Regions from separate parts of the Mus musculus genome. Here region 1 is linked to region 2. A link is a contact called in ENCODE Hi-C or POLR2A ChIA-PET data. All regions are on one chromosome and are shown on one strand. The core of a region is the stretch at or near the end of the contact, and the rest is flanking DNA. Distances in the headings are between cores, read along the strand shown.

Region 1 (6,505 bases), core at 1,558-4,057, 47 kb before region 2:
CCTAATCCCCATTCTAGCACATTAAGAGCTATGGACAATCTGTTCTCCACATGGACACAATATTCAAGTAAGATATTCTGCCTGTGATGTCAGGGCCTAGAGAGAATCTCAATCACCTTGGATTCCTAACGACAGCCAAATCACATTAGCAAATTCAACTGTGAGCAGGTTCTACGTTCATGTTTATTGGTGAACTTAATATGATGAGCCAGGCCTCTCAACTTCTGAAATTCTGTTCTAAACTTCTGCCAACAATTTCATTTACAGAACTGTTTAGTCCTGCAAAACAGCAGCATCCGCCTTATTACTTTTTCCTTTGCTTTATAAAGCAGAACCAATAAACTATCAATGGTTTGAAAGAAATCCTCAAAAACCTCATATACTCACAGTCTCTTAACAGTGCATTACTCTTCCTTGGATATAAAACATGCATAAATTTCCTTCCCACAGCTTTTAGATCTCGCATCTGAAAAACAAAAATAACTCCATGTCCTGTGCTGATCAAAGCACCATGAAGGCCCCTGTTTGCCAAGAACACTAACAACTCAGTCATAGGGGGACTCTTACATTTCAGTAGAAGAAATATATTTAAAAAAAAATCAAAGAACCAAACAAAAGTATTTCAAAGTATTAGTGCCTATTCGCTCCCATAACACTGAAGTGGTCTCTCAACTCGTCTAACTTACAATGGTCCGACGAATGGATTCATTCAGTGTGGAGCTGTCATGTTCTTGAGCACGAGCTCTGGAGGGGATGGTAATCTCCCCTTCTATGGGAATGTCCTGAGAAATTGACACATCAGACAACCCTGCAAACTGAGAAAAGATTGGGGGAAAGAAAATTAAGCTTACAACTGCAAAATGTCTCAGAAACATCACCATTTTCTAGAGTTGGGCCTGGCTATTTAAGGTTTTGCGTAGTAACTAAAAGTAGCTCAACAGACATTGGGCAATACAACTAATTCCTAAACACTCCTAGTTAACACAGTAAGCCCTGTCTACACATGCATGCGTGCATGCGTACAAACTTGCACACGTACTTAAACACATCACAGGCATTACAGAACGGGGAACAGTCTGGAGTAAAGGGAAACTAAGAACAGCTAGGTAACCTGTAACTATGTGGCAGGAGGCATAATGTTTGCATTAGTTTACATATTTTCACTATTCTGTGGTGAGCTTCATCATTTTCCGAACGTCTAAACTTGGGTTTAGAGAGACTTTACTCAGGGTCACAACTGATCCATAAGATGGCCCAAATGACCTTATCCCTTCAGTGCTGGAGATTGGACCGAAAGGGTCTTACGTATGTAATGCACTCTCTTTCCCGCTGAGCTCCAGCCCCAGATTCAATATCCTCCTTTACAGTTTCATTCCTGGTGCCTAAAAGACTGCCTGGAACACTCTAGATGCTCGAGAAATATTTTTGCTGAAGAGATGAACAAATAGAGCTAGTAAGCAGAAGAGCTGGGACTTGAACCAAGTTCCCTTGCCTCTCAGTTCAGTTCTCTGTTACGCTGCCAATTTAAAACAAAAGAAATGAAAGCAGTTACTGAGCAAACAGTATATAAGCAAATACTGTTTGGGAAGAAGAACGACAGGGCGTAACAACGACTTCCTTATACTCCTCCACTCATGACTGTATTAGGCACTTCATAGAAGTTATGCCATTTTAAAGGCAGGTACCTTCTTTTCAGTTTAAGAGTCAAAAACACCCTTCACTGAAACGAAATGCTCAAACTCACAAAAGCTTCAGTGCGAATGCACTCTAGCTCACATGGGGTTAACTGTGAAGCCAGTGTTCTTAAAGCAGTATTGGTGGCTCTTAGTGACATATGTGTCATGAAGGGGATAGCAAGCACCTGCAAATAATAATTAGCTGCTTTGAGTCACCCACCGGGCAAGTAAAGGTTCCGGTTACAACCAATAAAACGACAACGTCCTGTGAGAAGCAGTTTCATTACTTGTGTAGTACTTCACAATGACTGGTGACAAGTCGTGATAAATGACAGCGATAGAGGATACTTCAGAAACCACTCCAAGCTCGGCATTTAACTCACTGTCAAAGAACCCCTAGAGTGTGGACAGACAGCGGAGAGTCTCAGAAAGGCACAGAAGGCCAGCGAATGGAAGGGAGATGCAGCTAACTCAAAGACCAGGTGTAGTGTCAGCTGGTTGTAGACGCCAAGGGCCTGCAAAGCCAAGAAGCTCTGGCTCTCTGATCCCGAAGCCTTCCCGACTCGCTTCCCGGGAGCTCTGCCTCGCCCTCAGTCCCTTCTGCCACTGTCCTCTTAACTCACCAGGGGCTTGGATGCCGCTGCCTCCTGTTCTCCCGGAGAGTCCTCCGCTTCCGCCATCTTGATAAACCTCCAACTGCTCCCCTCCCATGCGTCTCTGCGAAACCTGAGACGTGGAGACCGGGGCTGGTCAGCGCGCGGTCGCGTTAAGACGGCGTCACCGCCGGCGCCTGAGGCTGGCTGCTGCGGCGCCCAGCCGAGTTCCGGTGCTCCGGTAGCCTCCGAGGCTCGAGCGCGAGCCTATTTGCTCACTGTTTGGGGACGCAGTTTCGCTAGGGGGCGCTCCGCCTTCCACGCCCACTGAGAGTGCAGGCTAGAAGCGCCGGCTCGCCCAGCGGTGCCCCAGGCTCCAGCAAACTCCCAGCCGAACCCAATGGAGCCCAGTGATGCTCAGCTGAACCCAATCGAGCCCCGTGATGCTCAGCCGAACCCAATCGAGCCCAGAGGCCCCAGCCAAACTTAGCCGAGCCAAGTGGCATTCAGCCGAACCTAGCTGAACTTAGCCGAACTTAGCGGAACCTAGCGGTACACAGCCAAACACAATCGAGTCCAGAGGCTCCCAGCCAAACCTAGCAGAGCCCAGAGGTGCACAGCCGAACCTAGCCGGACACAGCAGAGCCCGGCAACGCACAGCGGAATACAATGGCGCTCAGAGGCGCCCAGCCGAACCTAGTAGGCACACAACCAAACCTAGCCGAATGAAGCCGAGCCCAATGGAGCCCAGAGGCTCCTGCTAAACTTAGCGGAGCCCAGTAGCGTTCAGCCAAGCCCAGCAATGCACAGCCGAACTTAGCCGAACCCAGCGGTGCACAGCCAAACACAATCGAGCCCAGAGGCTTCCAGCCGAACGTAGCAGAACCCAGAGGTGCACAGCCGAACCTAGCCGAACACAGCCGAGCCCAGCAGCGCACTACCGAACCTAGTCGGCTCACAGCCGAACGCAGCCGAGCCCAGCCGCTCACCACCGAACCTAGTCTGATCACAGCCTGACACAGCCGAACGCAGCCGAGCCCAGAGGCGAACAGCCGAAGCTAGTCGGTGCAAAGCCGAACGCAGCCGAGCCCAGCCGTGCACCACCGAACCTAGTCGGATCACAGCCGAGTGTAGCCGAACGTAGCCGAGCCCAGCGGGCACCGCCGAACCTAGTCGGATCACAGCCGAATGCAGCCGAGCCCAGCAGCGCACAGCTGAACCTATCTGAACGCAGCCAGCGGTGGCCTGCGGCACAGAGCCACACCTAGCCGAGCCCAGACAAACGAAGTCGAACGCATCGGCGTTCAGCCAAGCGCTGCCGAGACCAATGGCGCCCAGTCGATCCCAACCGAACCTAACCGCACCCAGCTGAGAGTAGGCTATCCCACCACCAGCGCCACTGCGGAGCAAAGCGGAGCACTGTGGATCCAAAACGCGCCCAACTAGGACCATCTGAAAGCAGCTGAGACTAGCAGCGCTTGACAGAACCAGTTCACCAGAAGTGGCTCTGAAGTGCCATTCCTCGTGTCCCCAAGAAAAAGGCCTCCGACTTCAAGTTGAAGAACCTGATCCCCTTGTCTACTGCCGTCCTTGCCTTACTAGTTCCCTGAGCTTCATAGCCAGCTTCCATCTCCTTCAAATCCTCAAACCTTTGTATTGTCTCCCCACAGGTCCTGCACAATTATTCTCTCTTTCATCTCCTATCAAGTGGGAGAGCTTCACTCCACTAACTTCCCAAAACCACTACAACTTTGAAGTTGCTAAGCTACTTGGTGGCAAGTACTGAAAATGTCCTTGATCAGTAGAGGCTCCTGGGGTGGGTAGTAGGCGGGGAATGGGTAGGAGTCAGCTACTGTAACCAAAAAAAAAAAAAAAAAAAAAAAGAAAGAAAGAAAAAGAAAAAAAAGAAAAAGTTAAAACAAACAAACAACAACAAAAAAACCACCCCTGCCGGGACCAACTTTCACCCCTACCTCATCCTGGCAAACAATCAAGATGTTTCTGACTCCTGGTTGCTCTGACTCACCTCTTACCCAAGGCTCCAGTGAGGTCAAACAAGAGAGCCATTGTTGGCATCATCAACATTCTCCCTATGCAGTAAAATGCACTGCTTTATATATTTGGATAGGTAATTCAGAAAGGAACCCAGGGAATAGATGGGAGGAGGAGATACGTGGACTGTGGAAAGCCAGACTTCCCAGAATAAGCTTCTGGGGATGGCTATTAGTTATTTTACTTAAATATTAGTACAGTAATTCTCCTTCAAACCAAGTAAAATTTCAGTCCTTAAACAAACACTCGTGGAAGTGATAACAGAGTTGAGGCTTTGCCAGGGCTGTGGTGCTTGCTTGGAGTCCCAAAGGCAGGAAGACTGTTGCTACTTTGAAGCCAGTCTAGTCTACATAGAAAAGTTCAGGCCGGTCATGGCTACTTGGCAAGACCTCCTCTTAAATCTTTTAGGCTAGTTGATATGAACTCATTTTAATTACAAGAGGCATGCAAGGCACGACAGCCCAGGGCAGCTAGGAATGATATCACTAAGGGGTGGCAGGATCATCCTGGGGTACACAGACAGACTCTTACAAACCAATTATAACAACAGCAAAAATGTCTTATACAACTGCTTCAAGGACAGCCTTAGGCTCTCCATCCTAATCCTTCCTCCTGCTACCCCTCTCCCATGTCTCCCACACTTATCCATTCACTCAAGTTCCTTCCTACTTCCATTGGTAACTTCTAGTTTCTTGCCAGCCTCCAACATTAGTTCCCCCCCCCCCCCACCTGCAACCCAGTTTTCATCTCTAACCTCAACTCTTAGCATCTTTACCTTTCTTTAAAAATGTCATTGATGCTGAGTTAAGAGAAGGAAAGGCCATAAAACAAGCCAAGACATTTTCAGGATACCTAAGGATTATTTCAAACTCTTGGTGTTCCCTGTTCTCAGTTAACTAAGTGATACTGGCTGGATGTGATGCTTTGAGTTGACAAAAGAAAGGTTGTGAAAAACAAGGGTGGCATAAAAACTCTTAAAATAGAAACTTTCTGGTTTTCATCAAAATGTTATCTTCCCAAAGTACTAAACGAATCCAGTATCCTATGTCAGCTATATTTTATTGGTTTTGAGACAGGGTCTCTTATTCAGTCTGGCTTCAAACTCCTTATGTTGTGTGGATGACCTCAAACATCTGACCCTTCTTTCTCTGTCTCTGGAGTGCGAGCAGGTGTAGGCCACTATACCCTTCTGCAGTGCTACACATTAGATGTAGGGTGGGGTCTCAAGCATGCTATTAAGCTACACTTCCAATATTCACTATTCCTTACTATGCTTCCGGTCTGTCTACTCTCTGTCGGAACAGGTGAATCTGCAGGGTAGCAGGATTTGTAGGACAAGCAAAAGTTGCTTAGAAACTTTGCAAGTACTAGAATTCAGATTAATATTTTGTCTAGCAAGTATGGAGAATCATATTAGTTCTATATTTTCAAGACCATATAATATATAACTATAAACTATAAAATTAACTGAAAAACTTTGAGAAAATATTTTCTTAGAAAATAATAGTCATAAGTCAGAGGCCAGGCATGGTGGCACACACTTGTAATCTTAACACTCAGGACATGAAGGTAGGAATTCAAGACCATCTTCAATTCCATAGGGACAACATAAGGACTTTGAGACTAGCCTGAACTACAAGAGACCCTGTTTCAAAAGCAGATCAAAGTTAGGAATGGGTGTATATATTTCTGTAAGCCTAACACTTGAGACATCAAGATAGGAGGCTAGTCTGGGCAACATGAGATAGTCTCAAAAAAAGAAATTTTATTAGGACAAAATTTTGTAAGAAAAAAATTTAAATATATAAAAGGCAAGATACACAGTTTGTATTGAATGATACCATGTGAATGAAAAAGTACACATTGTATATACATTTATATATCCATATACTTCAATATTCATGAACAGACTGACTAAACCAGTAACTGCTGCCTCTAGGGAGAGTAACTGGGTGTGGTTAGATGTGGGTCAACTTTTGCTGGAGGACTGGTCTAGTGTAGGGCTGTAGGACTGACTATTCATTATGTGACCTTGAGTAGAGTTTGGTTTCTCTCTCTCTCTCTCTCTCTCTCTCTCTCTCTCTCTCTCTCTCTCTCTCTCTCTCTCTCTTTCTCTTCCTCCTTCCCTCCCCCTCCCTATCCCCCTCCCCCTCCTCCTCCTCCTCTTCCTTTCTTCAAACAGGA
Region 2 (6,409 bases), core at 2,379-4,878:
AAGCTTCAGATCCCCCTAGCATTAGCATTTCAGACAGTTGTGAATTGTCCTTTGTGGATACTGTGAACCAAAGTCTGGTCTTCTGCAAGAGTAATATGTGTTCTTAATACTGACAAGTCCCTTTAAGCCCTTAGAAGATTTTTTGTGTGGTGCTGGGAATCAAACTGAGGGTTTTGTGCATAAGTCTTAGGCTTAAACAGACTAACCAGGATTTTAAATATTGAGGTTAAGAATATGGATCCTGAGAAATCTTTGTTTTGCTTCCCTTTTTAAAGGAATCTTGTTTAACTCAAGGTCCTTTAGCTTACACTTTCTCTATCTTTCTTATCGAAGTTTCATGTCCAATCATTTTGTGTAGTAGCAGTATAGTAGTAGTAGTAGTAGTAGTAGTAGTAGTGATGATTATATATATGTATATATACATATATATAAGAAATGTATATGCATAATAGCAATTATAACTCAAATCAAGAGACATATATAGGAGCCTTATAGCTATCACAAGGAAATAATTTAATTTCTATTTTTGGCAATATTTTTGTTGGGAAGAAATTCAACATGGTAATCAATTGCAGACTTTTAAGTATAAAAATATATTATGGGTGGACAAAATTCTTTGAGAAATATGTAATATACAGTGTCAAATTAAAATCAAATGGTAGAACAATGTAAAAATTTTCAGCATTATGTGAGAAGTTATATTTCGTTTTGCTTTGAATGTACCCACAGTGAATTTAAAGTCTACTTTGGGTATTTTCTCAGAAAAGATAACCTTTTTAATTTATATCTTTGCTTTGCAATACTGGAGATCAAACTTAGCTTAGTGGCACATAGCTATAATCACAGCACTGTGGACACAGAGGCAGAAAAGCTATCATGAGTTTGAGGCCATCTGGGCTATATAGTGACATTCAATCTCTTTAAAAATCCAGCAAAAAAAACCCCCACCTAATAAACCAAACTCCTGGTCATTTGAGGTGTGTGATCTACAAAGTTACATCCCCAGCATTTGTTAACCTTTGAAATAATAAAAGTAGGCAATGGGGCTGGGGATGTGGATCAGTTCATAGAACTCTTGCCTTGCATTAGCAAGATTCTAGCTTTGACTCTTGCGCTGCAAAACAAAGAAACAGAAAAACTAGGGAGCATTCAGTGCTCTAGGACTTCAGTTGGAAAGTGTGGCAGCCTGGGGGATGTGGTCTTAAATTTTGTAGATCCCATGATTCCTTCCTGTGGTCTCCCCACCACCCTTTGCTCTCGCAGACCTACTTCTCTGGGATTTGACCCTTCCTTCATTTTCTTCCTTCCTTCATTTCCTTCCTTCCTTCATTTCCTTCCTTCCTTCCTTCCTTCCTTCCTTCCTTTCTTTCTTTCTTTCTTTCTTTCTTTCTTTCTTTCTTTCTTTCTTTCTTTCTTTCTTTCCTTCTTTCTTTCTTTCTTCCTCTCCACTGTAACATTCATTTTTTAAATTTTTTATTAGATATTTTCTTCATTTACATTTCAAATGCTATCCCTCCCTGGATTCCTCATTCTGCTTTATGTTAGTGATTGTGAACATCATTTCTAGAAAAACGGCCAGACAAGGTAATTCTAGAATTGTCACTTAATTAGCTGTGTGTTCTGGGGCAAATCAACTTCTCTTTAACCTAATTTCTCCAACCTTAAATGGGTATAAGGATCCCAACCCTATGAGGCTGTTTTGAAGACTTGTGAGGTGTGTCATTGTCATTGCTGTTTAATTTCTTGTATCCCCTGGCTGGACTAGATATGTAGAGCAGTCTGACCTTAAACTCAAAGATCAGCCTGCTTCTGTCTCTTGAATTCTTGGATTAAAGGGGTGCACTATCACGTCCAGACACATGTATGATGGTTTATATGATTTATATCAATTTATTGGAAGGTAAACAAATGGCCCTTCAGGATATTTAAATCCCTAGAACCTGTGACTATATTGTCTTAAATGACAAGGACTATGTAGATGTGGTTAAATTAAGAATCATGTGATAAAATGATTATCCTGGCTTATCCTATGAATCTAATGTAATTCTAAGAGTCCAGAAAAGGAGCAGGGAAGGCAAAAGAGTCAGGGTAACATTAAAGTGGCATGAGAAAAGACCTGGTAAACCATTGTTGACTTCAAAGATTGACAAAAGCTTTGAGGGCAGCTTTTAGAAGCTACAGAAAGCAAGGAAATGGATTTTTACTTGGAGTCCAGAAGAACATAGACATTCTGACATCTTGACTTTAGCTTAGTGGTGTTCATTTCCAGTGTTCACTCCCACAATTTAAAATAATACATTTGTGTTAATTTAAGCCACCCAGAGCAGGGCGGTGGTGGTGCACGCCTTTAATCCCAGCACTTGGGAGGCAGAGGCAGGTGGATTTCTAAGTTTGAGGCCAGTCTGGTCTACAAAGTGAGTTCCAGGACAGCTAGGCTATACAGAGAAACCCTGTCTCAAAAAAAAAAAAAAAAAAAGTAAAAACACAGCAATTTTGGCCGGGCAGTGGTGGCGCATGCCTTTAACTCCAGCACTTGGGAGGCAGAGGCAGGTGGATTTCTAAGTTTGAGGCCAGTCTGGTCAACAAAGTGAGTTCCAGGACAGCCAGGACTATACAGAGAAACCCTGTCTCAAAAAAAAAAAAAAAAATTACAAACACAGCAATTTTGGCCAGGCAGTGTTGGCACATGCCTTTAATCCCAACACTTAGGAGGCAGAGGCAGGCGGATTTCTGAGTTTGAGGCCAGCCTGGACACTACCGAGTGAGTTCCAGGACAGCCAGGGCTACACAGAGAAACCCTGTCTGAGAAAACCAAAAAAAAAAAAAAAAAAAAAAGCCACCCAGTTGGAGGTAATCAATCAGTTACAGAAGCAACCAGACATCAACACAGGTAGCTTAGCTATTATTACTGTATTTCCCATTTTTTCTTCTTGCTTTTACTGATATAATTTAATGTAAACACTGCTGCAAATATAGTTTGCCTAACTGCAGCCACTCTTAATTTGAGAGCTGTCTTTATAAGCAGTCCAGGTTCTCCTACAATAGACAATGAACAAAAGGCCTTTTGGATAAACAGAAAGACAATTTATAGTAACTTCATTTTAGGTTCTCCATTAACAGACAGCAAATCACATGCTGTAGTTATTAGCCTGACCATTGATTTGGGTCACAGAAACCACTCTGTGAGGCCCTCCCTACTCAGGAACATGTTCAAATCCACCCTCTGTTTCTTCACCAGAGGTTTCTGGGCCTAGAAGAGATGCTACAGTAGGCACCAAACCCCGTGAAAATTAGTGTCTTGTACTAGGAGACACAGAAAAAGGAGGAAAAGAGTTGGTGGGTCAGAGGAAGGGTGAAAGAGGAAAGAAAAAAAAGAGGACTATCCAACCGAGCACTCGTGAGAGACAGCCTCCCATTATCCATCCTTTTGGGTTTTGCTACATTTATGGAAACTTTGCACGCATCCTCGGGGGCCTGGGCGGTACACCTGCCTCTCTAGGATTGTTGTGCCTGGGGCCGGCTTAGGGAAGTAGAACTAGGAGAGCGGCCACCCTGGAGGGTTGGTGGGAGACCGCAGGGTGGAGTCATGGGACGAGAGAACGGAAAGACTACATATCCCAGGCCGCCACGCTTTCCAGATGGAGTCCTAGGGCGCTGACTGCTCCCCAGTTTCCGTAGGGAAGCGCCGGGCTACCACAGCTATTGTGCGTAGCGTTGTCGCCCTCCTCTTCCCGCTGCCTGCTGCTGTGTTGTTGGAGGAAAGCAACGTTTCCTTGCCGCCGGGCTTAACTCTCTAAGTGCCAAACCCCACATCACGATGGCTCCCGGGAACCAGTAGGCGGTCTCTGCAGCTTCCGAGTTGTGGGCGACGAGCCCTGAAGACCCGAGGAAGACATCCAAAGGGATCCTGTGCTCTCGTTCGGTCTTGGGGTTAGGGCTCGGCCAGCGTGAAAAGGTGGCATTGGCTTTAAGAAGGGGGAGGGGAGGCACAGTCTGCCTCTCTTGGGGAGCCGGGGAAGGAAGCCTTAGGCTGGCTTGGGAGCGCAAAGAGGCGGCCCCCGCGCCCGTGCTCTCCCCGCCTCTACCCTGGGACGCCCGGGACACAGCGTTGTGCTTTGGGGAGACGATGACCAGGGGGCGTGCTGCTCCCTAGGCTGCACCCTGCCGGCGTCAGAAGACGTTGGTAAGCACTCCTGGTCACCCGCAGCCACCACCGGACTACGCGCTCCAGCTACACACCAGCGGGCGCTCCCAAGAGTTTCATTGGAACAGGTACCTGCCTTCCAAAGGGAGTGAGGCTAAGAGTCGCTAGAAGTGGCTCCTGAACACAAGCCACTGACTGGGTCTATTCTGCCGATTATGCCACTGATGCTCTCGCTCTTTGTCTCTAATCCCTAGCCCCTCCGCTATCCTAATCATGGGGCATCCCCCGCTGGAGTTCAGCGACTGCTACCTCGACAGCCCCGATTTCCGCCAGAGGCTCAAGTATTATGAAGAGGAGCTGGAGAGGACCAATAAATTCATCAAAGACGTGATCAAAGACGGCAGCGCGCTTATCAGCGCTATGAGAAGTAAGTGGAAGGCTTCCATGAGCTGTTTGTCTGAGTAGGTGGTTCTGGCCTTTAAACCTTTCCATACCACGGCAGGCGGGGGGAGGGGGGGTGGCTAGGAAGATCTGCAGTGACTTTCAACCCAGATCTCTGGGTCTGATGGGTTTCTGAACATTTGACAGAGGGGTCTGTAGAAGTGGAAAGTGGTGAAGACAAGTAGAACTCTGGGGCCTTTCCCTTTGGTGGCTCTGACCTTGTAAGACTTAATCTGCAGCTGAGACAGAGACCCTCTAGCTTTGGATTCACTCTTTCTTAGTAGATTCTTATTGAGACAGCCTGCCCAACCTGTCGGACACGGGCAACATTGCAGTGCAATGCAAGCTGACTTCCATGCTTACCAAGGAACTACCCCACCACCCCCTAAAGAATTGGGAATGTAAGGCTTTAGCTCCAGTATAATGATGTTTGTCCTAGGCTCCGGTTATTGAAGAAAAGTGTGGGGCAGTAAAAATGTACCCTTCCCCAATCATTTTCTAATGATCGTTGATTGGCTTTACCTACTACTGAATTCTGTCTCAGCGTGGAACAAAGACCTGTCTAGTTAGTTCATGGTCCAGGGGGCCCAGATCCCCTGGGTCTAAAATGCAGGACCTAGGGTGTGGAGTTGCAGCCAGGAAAGGACTTTACCTAGCTTTGCTTTTTCCGTGGTCAGAGCTTCCTTTTTATTTCTGCTAGTTGTCAGGAGGCTCAAAGAAAAAGAATAGTGAACATCCCCAATGAGAAAGAGAATAAGCAAGCCAACCCTCTGTGCCAAAATATATATGCAAAAGAATGGAGGGTAACGATTAAGTAGAGCGAGGATTAATTAAGTGTTCTCTCCTTGGCTGAAATGAAAGATAATTGTGAAAGGTAAAGTCACAGTGCGAAGGAGTCTCTGTCTGTTTTGAACTTTGTTTTGAGTGGATTTACCCTCACCTCATCCCAAGTCTAGGTTGAGTGGTCCCTTGTGCTAGGCTGCTACAGCCAAGCAAGAGTGGAGGGAGACTTAGAAGCGTTGGTGTTTCGAGCCAGTACTCCTCGCCGGACAGCTCTAGTTCATGGTTGTCTAATTCACTGTCATCTGGCCACTTTTGGTCAGAATCCATAAACTGTTCAAGTTCCTTCGAGTTCTTCAACTGAGTTGGATCATTTAATGCTTTCTTGTCTTGCCACCTGGTCAAGAGTACATGTCCACTAACACCTCGAAGATGGGCTATTTAAAATGCTAATCCTCGCAGACTTGTAGGCTAGGTTTTTGGGTGTGTCTCCTCTTAATAGGGTTCATTGAGAGGTTGAGGATCTGGAGGTTGTGCCACAGAAATAGAAACTTGAGGAATCTGTGAACGGAAAGGGGCAACTGTTTGGGTTGTGATCCCTTGTAACTGCAAACTGCTCATAGTATTCGCCAGCAGTGAGAGCTCATTACAGGTGTGCTATTTCGCTAGGAGGTGCTTCTGTGATATGGATGGCAAGGCGAAATTATGCTTAAAATGGCCAGCTAAGGCATATCCAGGTGATTAAATTGTATAAGAAAACATTCAGTTCAAAAAAACAGTTTTGGGAAAGGCAAAATGCATGCACCCCTCCCCAAGTGATGGGAACTTAATTCAGGTCTTTGCATATGCTAGCTATACATACAGGTCTTGTTTTTTTTTTTTTTTTTGGAGACAGGGTCTTAATGTGAAGATTGGGCTAGCCTTGAACTGCTGCTCTTTCTGCTTTCACTTCCCAAGTGATCTTTTACAAGCATGCTGGTAGAGCAAAGGTTTTGTAAATTAAGAGGCAAGTAATGGATTGTCTTCTTTCTCTGTTTTCTGAGA

What was found. Hi-C counts contacts between places; a loop is a spot of excess contacts on that map. ChIA-PET counts read pairs that join two places held with the same protein, here RNA polymerase II (POLR2A).
Region 1: a loop to region 2 is called in a map of left cerebral cortex, with 9 times the contacts of the local background. The contact joins the promoter of Yipf6 here to the promoter of Ophn1 in region 2. A Hi-C loop is called at or near these places in 3 of 37 maps with a recorded cell type or tissue (heart and left cerebral cortex). POLR2A ChIA-PET finds 5 or more read pairs at or near these places in 1 of 5 experiments (Patski).

What each region holds. Positions count from the first base shown.
Region 1 is chrX:98,934,083-98,940,587 of GRCm38, reverse strand. It overlaps Yipf6 (Yip1 domain family, member 6), which reads right to left and starts at 2,807. Exons shown (of 7, transcript NM_207633.2): 1 at 2,300-2,807; 2 at 687-815; 3 at 388-466. The coding sequence starts at 2,356.
Region 2 is chrX:98,888,244-98,894,652 of GRCm38, reverse strand. Ophn1 (oligophrenin 1) reads left to right here and starts at 3,628. Exons shown (of 25, transcript NM_052976.4): 1 at 3,628-4,272; 2 at 4,399-4,571. The coding sequence starts at 4,418.